Regions from separate parts of the Homo sapiens genome. Here region 2 is linked to region 1. A link is a contact called in ENCODE POLR2A ChIA-PET data. All regions are on one chromosome and are shown on one strand. Each heading gives the region's core, a stretch centred on a gene start or an enhancer-like site at or near the end of the contact. The rest is flanking DNA. Distances are from core to core; before and after follow the strand shown.

Evidence for each region. ChIA-PET counts read pairs that join two places held with the same protein, here RNA polymerase II (POLR2A).
Region 2: POLR2A ChIA-PET joins it to region 1 with 11 read pairs in BJ. The contact joins two enhancer-like sites. POLR2A ChIA-PET finds 5 or more read pairs at or near these places in 5 of 52 experiments (BJ, H1, T-cell and 2 more).

Annotation. Positions count from the first base shown.
Region 1 is chr18:2,876,978-2,884,363 of GRCh38, forward strand. All of the region lies in intron 2 of EMILIN2 (elastin microfibril interfacer 2), which reads left to right. Among named protein-coding and RNA genes, the nearest start is that of EMILIN2, 34 kb to the left of the region's middle. Within about 2 kb of position 4,295, at least 14 of the 41 ENCODE cell types and tissues checked have a DNase peak (open chromatin) inside an H3K27ac peak, as active enhancers do.
Region 2 is chr18:3,177,643-3,184,714 of GRCh38, forward strand. The region is part of intron 5 of MYOM1 (myomesin 1); the gene reads right to left. Among named protein-coding and RNA genes, the nearest start is that of MYOM1, 39 kb to the right of the region's middle. RefSeq lists enhancers at 158-277, 298-687. Within about 2 kb of position 1,914, at least 13 of the 41 ENCODE cell types and tissues checked have a DNase peak (open chromatin) inside an H3K27ac peak, as active enhancers do.

The DNA.
Region 1 (7,386 bases), core at 3,045-5,544:
ATCTGATTAAAATATGTGATGTAGCAGAAAGAGATAAGATGAAAATTCTGATTTTGGCATTTGATGTGCTTTAAGCTGCAAGAAGGTCCTTTGGTTCCTTGACTTTATCTGGAGTGGGAGACTGTTTCAGACTGTGGAATGTTTGCATTGGAAGGGATCTCCGGGGTCAGAGTGCACCTCCTAACATGCAGAGATTGGCTTTATAGATGCACATGGTTTCAAATGGCCAATTTTTGACTGTCAGTAGGACAAAGTAGATTCAAATGGGAAATGTTTCTTCCACTGGACAGAACTACTTTTCCTTCGACCTAGTTTTGAAATCACTTCCTATTTCAGACTTTATAGCCTCTACTGCCCAACATGTTTAGCAAAGTGTCAATAAATATAAAAAGCCCTCTTTTTTTTTCTCATACCACATCGTCTAAGACAAAAGCTTATTTTTTATTCATTGACTGACAGTTTTTTTTTTTTTTTTTTACAAACAAAACATTTGTCATAAGTAGTTTCTAGAAAATCAGTCTACTGGCTGGGCGCGGTGGCCTGTTATCCCAACACTTTGGGAGGCTGAGGTGGGCGGACCACCTGAGGTCAGTAGTTGAGACCAGCCTGACCAACATGGCAAAACCCCATCTCTACTAAAAATACAAAAAATTAGCCAGGCGTGGTGGCCTGCACCTGTAATCCCAGCTACTCAGGAGGCTGAGGCAGGAGAATCACTTGAACCCAGGAGGTGGAGGTTGCAGTGAGCTGAGATCGCACCTCTGCACTCCTGCCTGGGTGACAGACTGACATTCCATCTCAAAAAAAAAAAAAAAGAAAGAAAACCAGTCCACTGTCTTGCGAATTTCTAAATTAGAACACTGAAGTCAACTTTGTAAAAGTGAATTGCTGTGTAAAAAGGAAGGAAATTCTGACACACTGTGACCTGGATGAGCCTTAAGGACATTACGCTAAGTGAAATAAGCCAGTCGCAAAGAGACAAATACTCTATGATTGCACTCAAATGAGGTATAAGAGTCATCAAATTCATGGAGAATGTACAGTGGTGGTTTCCAGGGACTGGGGGCAGAGGGGAATGGGGAGATGGTGTTTAATGGGAACAGACTTTCAGTTTGGGAAGGTGAAACAGTTCTGGAGGTGGTTAGTGGTGATGATTACATAACAACGTTAAGTGTGCTTAACACCGCACAATTGTATGCTTAAAAGTGGTTAAGATGCTAAATTTCAGGTGGCCGGGTGTGGTGGCTCACACCTGTAATCCCAGCATTTTGGGAGGCGGAGGCCGGCAGACCACCTGAGGTCAGGAGTTCGAGACCAGCTTGGCCAACATGGCAAGACCCTGTCTCTACTAAAAATACAAAATTTAGCCAGGTGTGGTGGCAGGTGCCTGTAATCTTAGCTATTTGCGAGATTGAGGCAGGAGAATCACTTGAACCCTGGAGGTGGAGGTTGCAGTGAGCCGAGATCACGCCACTGCACTCCAGCCTGGGCAACAGAGTGAGACTCTGTCTCAAGGAAGGAAAAAAAAAAAAGAGGCTAAATTTCATGTTATGTGTATTTTACCAAAACTTGAAAAGAATGAATTACTGTGGCTGGAATGAACTGCTCTGTGGAAACTTAGTGCAGTAGCGGATTCCGGGTAACCCAACCCAGTCTGCCCTGTGTGAGAATTGGAGTCTTCTGGCAATGCTCATTTTCCTTCTTTGGGGCAGGCAGTTCTTCCCCCCTGCCTGGCTAGGGTACTTCCTACCATCCCTGGGGAAACACCTCCTTTCTGGTTTCTTCCTCCATCCTCCCGGCTCCGTTCCAGTCAATACTGTGTTCCCACACACATGAATGGAGCAAGAAGAGCTGGCTCCAGGCCTCTGGGGGCAACCAATGACTGGAAGGAGAGGGATTTACTAAAAGTCGGCTCTCCAGAGAAATCCCATTAAGCGAGTGTCCCCAAGGGGGCAACGGGTTTTGGTTCTGTGCAGTTTTAGTAGCCTGTGTCAAAATAAAACCCAGGTCAGTGCTGTAAACACAAGGCAAGGAGCCTTGCCTTGTGGAGCAGCTGGCGAGATGGTCCCCTGGGATGATTCCCTCTGGGACATGTGGGTATTTTCAGGGAAGATTCCATTCGTAGGTCTGGAATGGATGTCGGGGGAGAGAGAAGATGGGTTGATGGGGGTTAGGGATCAAGACGTGAACAGATGCGCGCCTGCTGCTGATTACTCAACAGTCTCATGAATCCCCAGCGCAGCCCTGTCAGGTAGAATATTCTGCGATGATGGAGATGTTCACGCTGCCCAACACTGCAAGTGCGGCCACTGGCATTTGTGCTGTTAAGTCTGTGAAATACACTAGTTTGACTGAGGAACAAAATGTTCAATCTTAATTGGTTTAAATGTTAACAGCCATGCCAGGCGCAGTAGCTCATGCTTGTAATCCCAGCCCTTTGGGAGGCCAAGGCGGGCGGATCACCTGAGGTTGGGAGTTCGAGACCAGCCTGACCAACATGGAGAAACCCGGTCTCTAAGAAAAATACAAAAAAATTAGCCAGGCGTGGTGGCACATGCCTGTAATCCCAGCTACTAGGGAGGCTGAGGCAGGAGAATCGCTTGAGCCCAGGAGGCAGAGGTTGCAGTGAGCCAAGATCGCACCACTGCACTCCAGCCTGAGCGACAGAGAGAGACTCCGTCCTCCCTGCCCCCAACACCCCCCCCAAAAAAAGAAAGTTAAGTATATTAATTTGATTGATTTATTTTTTGAGGTATGGTCTCTGTCGCCCAGGCTGGAGTGCAATGGGTGTGATCATGGCTCACTGCAGTCTCAAATTCAAGGGCTCATATGATCCTCCTGCGTCAGCCTCCCAAGTAGCTGGGATAAGAGGTGTGCATCACCATGCGTGGCTAACTTTTAAAGATTTTTAGTAGAGATGAGGTTTTGCTATGTTGCCCAGGCTGTTCTCGAACTCCTGAGCTCAGCAATCCTCAGTCCTTGGCCTCCCAGAGTGCTAGGATTGCAGGCATGAGCCACTGTGCCCAGCCTAGTATATTAATTTTTAAAAATGGGATGTTATAGTGAACAAAACCAACAGGAATTCTATCCTCATGGGGCTTACAGTCTGGCAGGGAGGACAAACACGGAGTAAGCAAACACAAGTGTGAACTGAGGCGTGTTATGAAGGAGGTCTCAACTTGAGTCAGTAGAAGGAGTCTTTGTGGGGGTGACATCAAGTGGAGGTACTGTCATTTTGTTTTAACAGGGACACTTCCAGTCATATGGTCCCTGGACGCTGACACAACTTTTCCAGGACTTTTTTTTTTGACACCTTCCTTCTCATTAGAATCTCCTGGGCCAGTCTAGTGTCTTGACACGGTTGCTGAACCCATTAAAATGGGAAACCCTTGTTTTCACCTCCGAAAAGGGTTTTAGAGGAAGAGGCGGGCAAAGGAGACTTGGCTGGAATGGGGGAGAGTTCACAGGGGCGAGGCGGCAGGGCGACAGGCCCAGGGTTACAGCCCCAAGGGCCGCCCCCGCCCATACCCAAGGCACCTGTGGACGGGGCTCTCCAGAGGGCTGGGGCACCATCACAGTCACAGCCGAGGCTGGGAAGGGAGCCAGGGCTGCAGCCGAGTCCGCCCCTCCAGCGCTGCGCAGCCCCGCCGCCTTAACTTTTCCTCTGGCTGCGGGTCCCTCGGCTTGGCCACCCCCACACTGCAGTTAGTTGACTGATTCTGTATCGAGTGAGCATCTCCCGTGTGCTCACAGCCCGGGGCCCCTGGGGATGCTTGGGCCGCCTGTCTCTGTTTCATGTCCCCTGCCTGGTCCTCTTAGGAGGGTGGCCGATTCCCTGAAGGGAGGAAGTGGGTCCTGGGTCTGGGGCTTTTCCACTTTGGCTGCACTTGACAACGACTTGGGGACTTTTAGAAAGGTACGAGCACCCTCCACCAATTAAGGTATAATTTTGCTGAAAATTCCTTGGCATTTTCTAAAGCTCACTAGCTATTTTCCTGCAGTGCCTTGGGTGATGAAGAGGGTGACCCAGAATCCTCCTTTGTTGCTCCCCATCCTCTAGGAAAGCTTCTAGCTGGCTACTGTCTTAGTGGGAACCCCTTTCTGCTGGGAAAATCCCAGTAGGGATTTGGGATTGGACAACCCTTTCATCTCCACCTCCCCCTGAGCTCCCAACTGAGCCCGAGGGCTGACTAGCAGGGCCCAAGGCCACCTCTGAGATCCAGCTTTGTCATCGTCATGCGACATCCCTAGGGAGCTTTCTCACCGCAGGAGGTGGCTGCTGATGGATTCCAACTGTTGATGCCAGCCAGGAAGTCCTCTTCCCCATGCTAGACTTGAAAACTTGTCAGGAGCGCCTCAACCTGAACTCCCTTGGCCAGAAACTCAACAGCAGGCAGATTAGACGCGGAGCAGGAGTGGGGAACATGTGTAGAGTGGGAGGGGTGGGGGCTCCAGGCTCCAGGGAACTTTCCTACATTAGGAGCTGGGGAGCTGGCCCCAAAATAAAATTGCCTTGAAAGAAAAGAACAAAGTGTGTTGGCACAGCAAGGCCTTTCTTCCGCTCTGGGGCATGACAGAGGTCACAGCCCGCTGCTGGGCTGGAGTGGGGGCCGTTCCTCTTCAATGGGCACAGGAGTGTGCTCTGCCTGGCCTGGCTCAGCCTCCTCTGAGACAGCTTCATGCAGGCCTGGGCCGTCATCTCCTGGCCGATGAACAAAACCCGAGAGCAAACACATTTCACATTCAGTCTGAATGCTCAGAGGAACCACGTTTTTCTGAGATTACACATTCTTCCAGCATTATGCTCTACTTGAGAACGCAAAACAATCCAGCGCAATGATGCTTTCTTCCCTTTTTACATTTTCAAGGACCACACAGAGGACTCCTGCTAGGTGGTGGTGGGGACCGAGGGCTGGTGTGTACCTGGCCACGGGTGGGATGCTCAGGAATGGGTTGGCCGAAGTGGGGGTTGCCTACCTTCTTACCCAGCCCTTAGGGCCTTCTGGAACATCTCCAGGTGGGGCCGCTTCCTCCAATGTAAGGCATCGCCTGAGAGAACGGCTGTGTGGGGTGCAGGGAGGAGGCTTGGGTTTAACGGCCCTGCCCCTTCCGGGCTGTTTGAACTTGGATAAGTCGCTTAACCCCATGAGCCTCTGTTTTCTCACTTGTGAAAAGGGGAAAATGTATAGTAGGGCCTTGGTGGAGGTGGACAGCAATGAGAGAAGGAAGAGCCTGGAAGGTCTTTCCTCTCCTCATCCTCCCAACTGCCCGAGCAGCCCTTGTTTTTCCATTTTACTACCAGGCTTCCTCTTCAGTTTTCCTTGGAAAAGGCTCTCTGGAGCTTTCTAACATCTGCATGCCTGGCTGCCACCCCAGACCCCTTAAATCAAAACCTCTGAGGGTGAGACCCAGGCGTGGGTATTTTTTCACAGTTTCCTGGGTGATTCTGATGGCTCAGGCTAAGAACCACTGCCCTAAAGATCAAGGCAAACAGGCCGGGTGTGGTGGCTCATGCCTGTAATCCCAGCACTTTGAGGTTGGGGGATCACTTGAGGCCATGGGCTCGAGACCAGCCTGGGCAACATAGTGAGACCCTATCTCTTAAAAAAATTTTTTTAAATTGGCTGGGCACAGTGGCTCACACCTGTAATCCCAGCACTTTGGGGGCTAAAGGGTGGGTAGATCACCTGAGGTCAGGAGTTCAAGACCAGCCCAGCCAACATGGTGAAACTATGTCTCTACTAAAAATACAAAAAATAACCAGGCATGGTGGTGGGTGCCTGTAATCCCAGCTACTTGGGAGGCTGAGGCAGGCGAATCGCTTGAACCCGGGAGGCAGAGGTTGCAGTGAGCCGAGATCGCGCCATTGTACTCCAGCCTGGGCAACGAGAGTGAAACATCATCTCAAAAAAAAAAAAATATGACCCAGGCATGGTGCCTGTAATCTCAGCATTTTGGGAGGCCGAGGTGGAGGATCACTTGAGCCCAGGAGTTTGAGGTTGCAGTGTACCATGATTGTACCACTGCACTCCAGCCTGGGCGACCAAGTGATACTTATCTCTACAAAACAAAAAACACAACAAAAACCAAAGGAAACAGGGACAGTGGAAGGTGCTAGGAGGTCTAATGGGCTTGGCGGGTCCTAGCTGTCGGCAGGGCCCTCTTGGGATTCTGCAGGGTGCCTAGCCAGTCCCAGCGGGGTGGATCCTATACCCAGAGTGTAATTGTCAGTGTGTGACCCTCGGGGAGGATGTCAAAGGTCCAGCACATGATTTGTGCTTTCCTCAGGGAGGTAACTTTGAAGTCCACCTGCCACAGGGCTGGTGCTTGGGAGGGAGTTGCTTTGCTGGGTAACCCCGCTGCTGCTATTGTCCCGCCTCCCCCCATGGGCAGCTCTCAGCAACCCTGAAAAAGTGACACTCAGCCTATTGCTTTCTGGGAATTGGCTCAAGAAGAAGGCCAGCTGCTGGTGCTGGTGTAAGAAATGAAGAGGAGCTGAAGAGCTTCAAGAGAGATGATTTGCAAGGCAGGAAATCACAATTGGGCTGAAGTAGGGAGGCCCCATCCTGTGTGGCTGTGGCTTTTGCCTGTGCTGTGAGCAGGGGCCGCTGCGGGGGCTGAACTCCTGGCTCCTTCCCTGGTGAGCCCGGGACTGCAGGGCTGTCAAAGTCTGTTGTGGGCCCAGGCCCGGCCTTGAGTCTGGAGGACTTTCCAGCTCACTGCAAAGCTCTCTGTGTGATATTCCAGGGCATGAGGGGATGTGCACTGTCAACAGGACTTTTTGAGTGCTTCCAATTCTGCTTCCTGATTTCTGTCATTGACAGTATGAACCAGGGCATCTTTGTAAAAAGTGGACACAAATAGTGTGAGCTGCCATCTGCAAAAGCTGGTGGCTACCTTTGCTAGCATCAGGAAAGGGAGGTGCAGCGGTAAACACACAGACATGATGGAGAGCAGGGTGCCAGGGATGTTTCTTTCTTTCTTTTTATTTTTTTTGAGTTGGAGTCTTGCTCTGTCACCCAGGCTGGAGTGCAGTGGCGCGATCTCGGCTCACTGCAAGCTCCACCTCCCGGGTTCACGCCATTCTCCTGCCTCAGCCTCCCAAGGAGCTGGGACTACAGGCGCACGCCATCACGCCCGGCTAATGTTTTTGTATTTTTAGTAGAGACGGGGTTTCACCGTGTTAGCCAGGATGGTCTCGATCTCCTGACCTCGTGATCCGCCTGCCTCGGCCTCCCAAAGTGCTCAGATTACAGGCGTGAGCCACCGCGCCCAGCCTCTTTTTCTTTTTTTTGAGACAGTCTCGCTGTGTCTCCCAGGCTGGAGTGCAATGGCGTGATCTCAGCTCACTGCAACCTCCGCCTTCTGGATTCAAACAATTCTCGT
Region 2 (7,072 bases), core at 664-3,163, 300 kb after region 1:
TTGTATTTTTAGTACAGATGGGGTTTCACCATGTTGGTCAGGCTGATCTCGAACCCCTGACCTCAGGTCATCCACCTGCCTTGACCTCCCAAAGTGCTGGGATTACAGGTGTGAGCCACTATGCTCGGCCTGCAATATCATTGTATTGAACGATCATTATATTTAAGTGTTTTATTCAATGTCATAAACAAACATGGCTCTTGCCTTGGAAGAATTTATAATATAAATCATGAAAGGAAACTTCTGACAAGTAAGAGCTGAAAGCCTCCCTTTTTCTGACTGTTCCATATCTGGTTAAGCCTCACAGCCCTCGGAGAGTGGACTACGCAGGCGGGCCTCTCCCTGGGACCCTGTCTTCTGGGTCTGTACGTGGCGCCTGGATTCTTCACCACTTCCTCATGTTCTCAGTAGCCAGTGGCTATGGTGCTGGACCAGGCTTTTCTACTTAAACCATTTTCTGCCCAAAAGAGGAACTGGGTTTCACTTGTTTCCCTTTCAGACAGCCCACTTCGCACGCACAGATGACGTCAATAACCCTGATTAACATAGCTGACACAGAGAATTGACTATGAGCCAGGCAATGCTCTAAGCGCTTTATGCATACATTGGTAAGTTCAGTTCTCACAACCACCGTATGAGATAGTGCTGTTTTTAACCTCATTTTCCAGATGAAGAAACCAAGGCATGGGGGTTTCAGGAACTTGCCCAGTCACACAGCCAGGAACAGCAGAGGAGGGATTTGAACCGGCAGCCTGGCTGCTGACCCACATGATGCTTCCATTTTCCAATTGTTCTGTCTGCATTTCATTTCTTCAGACTTGTGGACACGATCATAAGGAGGTTTGGGAGTAGGGAACATGATGGAAAGGGAGAGGAAGGAAGAATACTGGCTTCAGTCAGCTCCTTCCTTTCCCCAGCTCTCTCTCTCACATACACATACACCCCTCCGTCCCTAAAGCACGTTATTCATTTTCTACACTTAAAACAAACAAACACTCTCCTCCATATAACAGAACCCGAACTCATCCTTCAAGATTCAGATCAAATGCAACTTCTTCAATAAACTCTTCCCTAAAATATGACACAGTATGAATCGTTCCTGCCTCTCTGCATCAGGGTTCCTTGCTTCAAGTTACTAAATATAACATTTATCAAAATTATGGTTGGATATGTGTCTCTTCTATTATGTTGCCAAACCTTTGAGGTTGGGATTGTGTCTGATCCACATTTACTTTTTTTTTTTGAGACAGTGTCTCGCTCTGTCTCCCATGCTGGAGTGCAATGGTGTGATTATAGCTCCCTGCAACCTCCACCTCCCAGGCTCGAGCAATCTTCCCACCTCAGACTACCAAGTAGCTGGGACTACAAGTGTGCACCACCACACTCAGCTAATTTTTTCTATTTTTTGTAGAGACAGGCTCTTGCTATGTTGCCTATGCTGGTCTTAAACTCCTGGGCTCAAGCAATCCTCCCACCTCGGCCTCCCAAAATGCTAGGATTACAGCCATGAGCCACTGTGCCTGGCCTGATCCACATTTACTTCTATTCCTACTCCTGAGGAAGAATGAGTCATGGGCAAACAGCAGGCGCTCAGAATTGGTTAAATTTGGTTGAACAGAATTAGCACGTAATGCAATAGATTAATTGTAGCTTCATAATTTTTTGTCTGAGAGAACAGAGTTCTGACAAGCATATATGTCATGATATGGATGATTTTATTTTAAATAAATAGCGATGAGGTCTCACTATGTTGCTCAAGTTGGTCTCAAATTCCTGGGCTCAAGCGATCCCCCTGCCTCAGCCTCCCAAAGTTGGATGATTTTAAATAAATGCACACGAAGAAAGTAAGTTGACAGTCTCAGTTCCCTCAGATGTGAAATGGAGAGGGTGGGACTGGCTTAAGAATCGCAGCTGTGTGGCAGGTGCAGCAACATAACCTTCTCCAAACACAGAAGACCCTGCAAGTTGATGCAGTGCTATTTCCTGCCAGCAGCTTCAGACAGCTGTCTCAACATGGCTCGAGCAGACAGGACTATCTGATCAGAGATGGCCTGGAAAAAGAAATCCACTGGCCACTTCTAATCTCCCGCATTCCCCGTTTAGATGAAGTACAGGGTAGAACATGTTAATTGGCATGCTCTTCTTCTATAATTGGTTTAGGTAATTTCACACTGGACTCAAGCTCACTCTGGCTCTGCTCTTTCTTGTGCTGGAGGGTTTTCAGTGGTTCCTCTTTGCCTAAGAAAAGCGCTGTGATACCAACGGCTGTGACATGTGCTGTTTGACCAAATGACTCAGTGACACTCAATTCGGCTTCGGATCAAAAGTATTGCTCATATCTCTATAAAATTTTCATTACAAAGTATTCTGCAGGTCAGCAGTGGCAGTTCATGCCTGTAATCCCAGAACTTTGGGAGGCTGAAGCAGGAGGATCGTTTGAGGCCAGGAGTTCGAGACCAGCTGGGTAACATGGCAAGACTCCATGACTGTAAAAAATGAATTTTTAAAAATAAAATAAAAAACTATTTTGCAGCTCCCATAGTTGCTTCACCATCCTTTCTTTCCATTACTACTCAATTTAGCACCCTAATACCTTTTCCCCAGCTAACAACTTTTCTATTATCACCACATGGCAAGAGAAATGGGTTTAAAATACACACACACCACACATCACTTTGACTGCAGAGCTTGTAGTCTTTTCTCTGGAGCTCCAGATACCAATGTGAGAAATTCTTCATTTAAAGCGGTGGTCAAGGATTAAGTCAGAAAGGTATTTGATTCTATTCTCCAAAGAATTCCACCCAGTGAGGCATTTAGGTTTGCAGTCACTTGAGACTGGCTATCTTTAGCTTTAAGTCAGGGAAGAAAAGAAGGATTTGGGGCCTGTTCTGTATATACTTCACAGCTTGTTATTTCTAGAACATGAAATTCCAAGCTGAGTAGTCATCGGCTAATTTTGGAGGTTAATCCACACCCTGGGATTACATATCAAAAGCTTTCTTAAATCCCTGTGAATATTCAGATGTATACTATCTCCCTTATCATTTTTATGTAATGTCTATGAATTGCTAATGAGCTTTCAGTATACTATAAGTTTTTCCAGTGACATTTCCTTTATGTGTGTAAAACACACAATTCTCCCAGACAAATGTCAGTTTGGATGTTGGGCCGAGTTTATAGTATGGGGTCACAGTAAAAGCTCTTTGGCAGTGTAAAGCATGATCAAGCAAAAGACTTCACAAAAATTATTTTCTACCCACAAATAATGCACACCGAGATGATCTTTTTTTTTTTTTTTGAGACGGAGTCTTACTTACTCTGTCACCCAGGCTGAAGAGCAGTGGCACGATCTGTGCTCACTGCAACCTCCGCCTTCCGGGTTCAAGTGGTTCCCCTGCCTCAGCCTCCCAAGTAGCTGGGACTATAGGAGCGTGCCACCACGTCCAGCTACTTTTTGTATTTTTAGTAGACATGGGCTTTCACCATGTTGGCCAGGCTGGTCTCAAACTCCTGACCTCAGGTGATCTGCCTGCTTCGGCCCCCAAAGTGCTGGGATTACAGGCATGAACCACCACGCCCGGCCAAAGATGATCTTTAATATACTGAATCTCACCACAAATGAGATTGCTGCTTATAATCCAACCTGTTTTGAGTAAATCACTCTAGACCCACTTTAAAAACTATCTGAGAGAGATTGAGAGAGAGAGAGAGATCCCATTGGGATAGATTTTGGAATTAAGTAAATAAGAAAAATCCAAAGTAAAACTCCAAATCCTTATGTTGGAAAACTGTTGTAAATTGTAAATAATTTGTGTTAACCATTTTAAATATAAGCTGTTTTTTCTATGATAATATGGTAGTAACTGCTAAATTTGAATATGTGATTAATAATTCTAATCTTGAAAATAAACTCAATGCATGATTCTATTATGAAATTTACAAACCCTCATAATTTGTGAGAATAGAAGAGTTTTCTGAATCTCTGCCTTTGTAACTATTTTATTCCTAGGTTTTGAATTATTATAATGGGCTTAATGACACATTTCTTTAAGTATCTATTTGACAACGACCTTTGGGTGAAACTGAATAATTTTTTTTTTTTTTTTTTTTGAGACAGGGTCTTGCTCTGTCCCCCAGGCTGTAGCGCAGTGGTGCGATCTCACTCACTGCAACTTCCACCTCCCAGATTCAAGCAATTCTCCTGCCTCAGCCTCCTGTGTAGCTGGTACTACAGGTTCCTGCCACCACACCCGGCTAATTTTTGTACTTTTAGTACAGATGGAGTTTCACCATGTTGGCCAGGCTGGTCTCGAACTCTGGACCTCAGGTAATCCGCCCGACTCGGCCTCCTAAAGAGCTGGGATTACAGGCGTGAGCCCTCGCGCCTGGCTGAAACTGAAGAATTTTAAACATGTATTATAAATGCTTTGCTTGAGGATCTAGTCCAGTGTCCAACATATAGATATGAAAACATGAGTGCCGAGTGAGTGAATGACAGGTACACACTGATACCAACACATTGCTCCAATGAGTTTTCCTGATCTTCCTGCAGGCTACAATCAAGATTTCCATGGACAAATTCAATCTAGGCTTCAGGCCAGAAACCCAAATGAATCCTGCTCTTTAAAAAGTATGCCTGTCATGAGGTGAGGGGAGGGGGAGGGATAGCATTGGGAGATATACCTAATGTAAATGACGAGTTGATGGGTGCAGTACACCAACATGGCACATGTATACATATGTAACAAACCTGCACGTTGTGCACATGTACCCTAGAACTTAAAGTATTATAATAATAATAAAAAGTATACAATTAACACTATTCTCTCCTTTTAAAGAAAACTTTTTCCTTCTCCACTATTTCACATAATGTTTAAAATCTGACTAGGTAATACGTTTACATGGTTCAAGAACCAGAAAGAACTAAGGGTGCACAGTGAACCCTTCCTGGTAACTTCCTAGAACTTTTGTCCCTTTGACAAGGCTCCCCCTCAGGGTCAATAGCTTTTCTTGGGTTCTTCCATATCCTTCCAGAATTTCATTATGCAAATAAAACAAAAACAAACATAAATGCTTTTTTCTTCCCCCTTTAAACAGAAAGACTCTTATTATACAAGTTATTACATAAATGTACCCTATTAAATTTTAAAACTTTAATTTTTTTCACTACATATGTATTTTCCCTTCTATGTCGACAGAGTCCTCCTGCAGGATGGCCAGCTTCACGGTAGGGGTGCAGCAGCATCCTCTGCAACTAACTTTTCTTTCTTCTTTTTTTTTTTTTTTTTTTTTTTTTTTTTGAGACAGAGTTTCGCTCTTGTTGCCCAGGCTGCCTGGAGTGCAGTGGCGTGATCTCAGCTCACCGCAACCTCCGCCTTCCGCGTTCCATCGATTCTCCTGCCTCAGCCTCCCCAGTAGCTGGGATTACAGGCATGCTCCACCACACCCGGCTAATTTTGTATTTTTAGTAGAGACAGGGTCTCTCCATGTTGGTTAGGCTGGTCTCGGACTCCCGACCTCAGGTCATCCGCCCGACTCGGCCTCCCAAAGTGCTGGGATTACAGGCGTGGGCCACCACGCCCGGCCTGTAACTAACTTTTCTACCGAGGCCAGTGCTTAGACAGGCTCCCTGCTGCTGTCAGAGCGAGTTGGGAATAGGACGGTACTGCATCCTGTCTCTGCACCTGACTTTAATGAGGGATGTGTGTGCCCTTATTCAGTGCTCTCTGGTAACCTCTAGGTTCCACATGAATAGATTTGGTTAGTAATGTGGGATTGGTTGGAGAGCGGCTGCTGAGTGCTTGTATCATTTGTTAGGCCTCAGGAACTCCCATGAGTGAAGGTGTCCAGTGGAAACTGGTTGGTTGGTGTCCAGCCAAACCCTCTTTGGAAAGGGCTCTGCCGGAGACAGGCCCGCCACACGTGCCTTTGAAAGATGTGGCTAAGGACATAACTGCTATGAGTGGAGGCAGTGTGATTATATGAAGCATCATCACAAATTTACTCCTTTAATAAACCTGCTGATATTCAGGAAGGGCATTCTCAATATTCCCTTTGTACTTCTCCTCAGTGTCAGGCCCAGGAAGCTGCAATTGGATACCAAAAAGGTATAAATGCCAGCAATGTTATCACCAACAATCTTGGTTGTTGCTTGGGCTGCGGGTTCCCAGGTCTTCAAGGGAAAGGCTGCTTATTGAAGATTTCATGCTCTGTACCAGTGGTGCAAAGTCAATTAGCACTCCAGTGAATCATTTTTCGTTCTCTCTCTTTTTTTTTTTTTTGAGACAGGGTCACACTCTATTGCTCAGGCTGGAGTGCAGTAGTGCCATCTCAGCTCACTGCAACCTCTGCTTCCTGGATTCAAGTGATTCTTGTGCCTCAGCCTCCCGAGTAGCTGGGATTACAGGTATGCACCAACACACCTGGCTAATTTTTGTATTTTTAGTAGAGACACGTTTTCTCCATGTTGGCCAGGCTGGTCTCAAACTCCTGGCCTCAAGTGATCTGCCCACCTCGGCCTCCCAAAGTGCTGGGATTACAGGTGTGAGCCAGCTGGCCCAGCCCAGTTAATGACTTTTTAAAAACATGCCCAGGAATATATACTAATCCTATCCAGAAGTCAACTCCCAGAGGTGGATTTAACTTGAAGCAAATGAAGCTTAAATTTCAGGGTCTCTCACTACCCAAATCCCTGCAAGACCTTATGTCCTAACTTATACTGCTAATTTATTTATTTAGTTTGTAAAGAGTGCCCTCCAAGTTGTATCAGCTTCATGCCAACAAAACCTGACCCTGACCCTGTTTACTGCCATTTCCAGTCATCAGTTATCTGCTAACTGATTGTCCAAGTTTCAGCTTTACCCAGGGCAACTCTTGCTCTCAGAAGTATAGTTAACTATTTTCCTAGTTGTCTCCCAGTTCTTTTTTTGTTTGTTTGTTTTTTTGTTTTTTTAGCTCAGTTACCCAGGCTGGGATGCAGTGGCGAGATCAGAGCTCACTGAAGCCTTGTTGTTCGTTTGTTTTAATATTTATTTTCCACTTAGCTTGCAAGGCAAGGAGACTGTGAAATGCT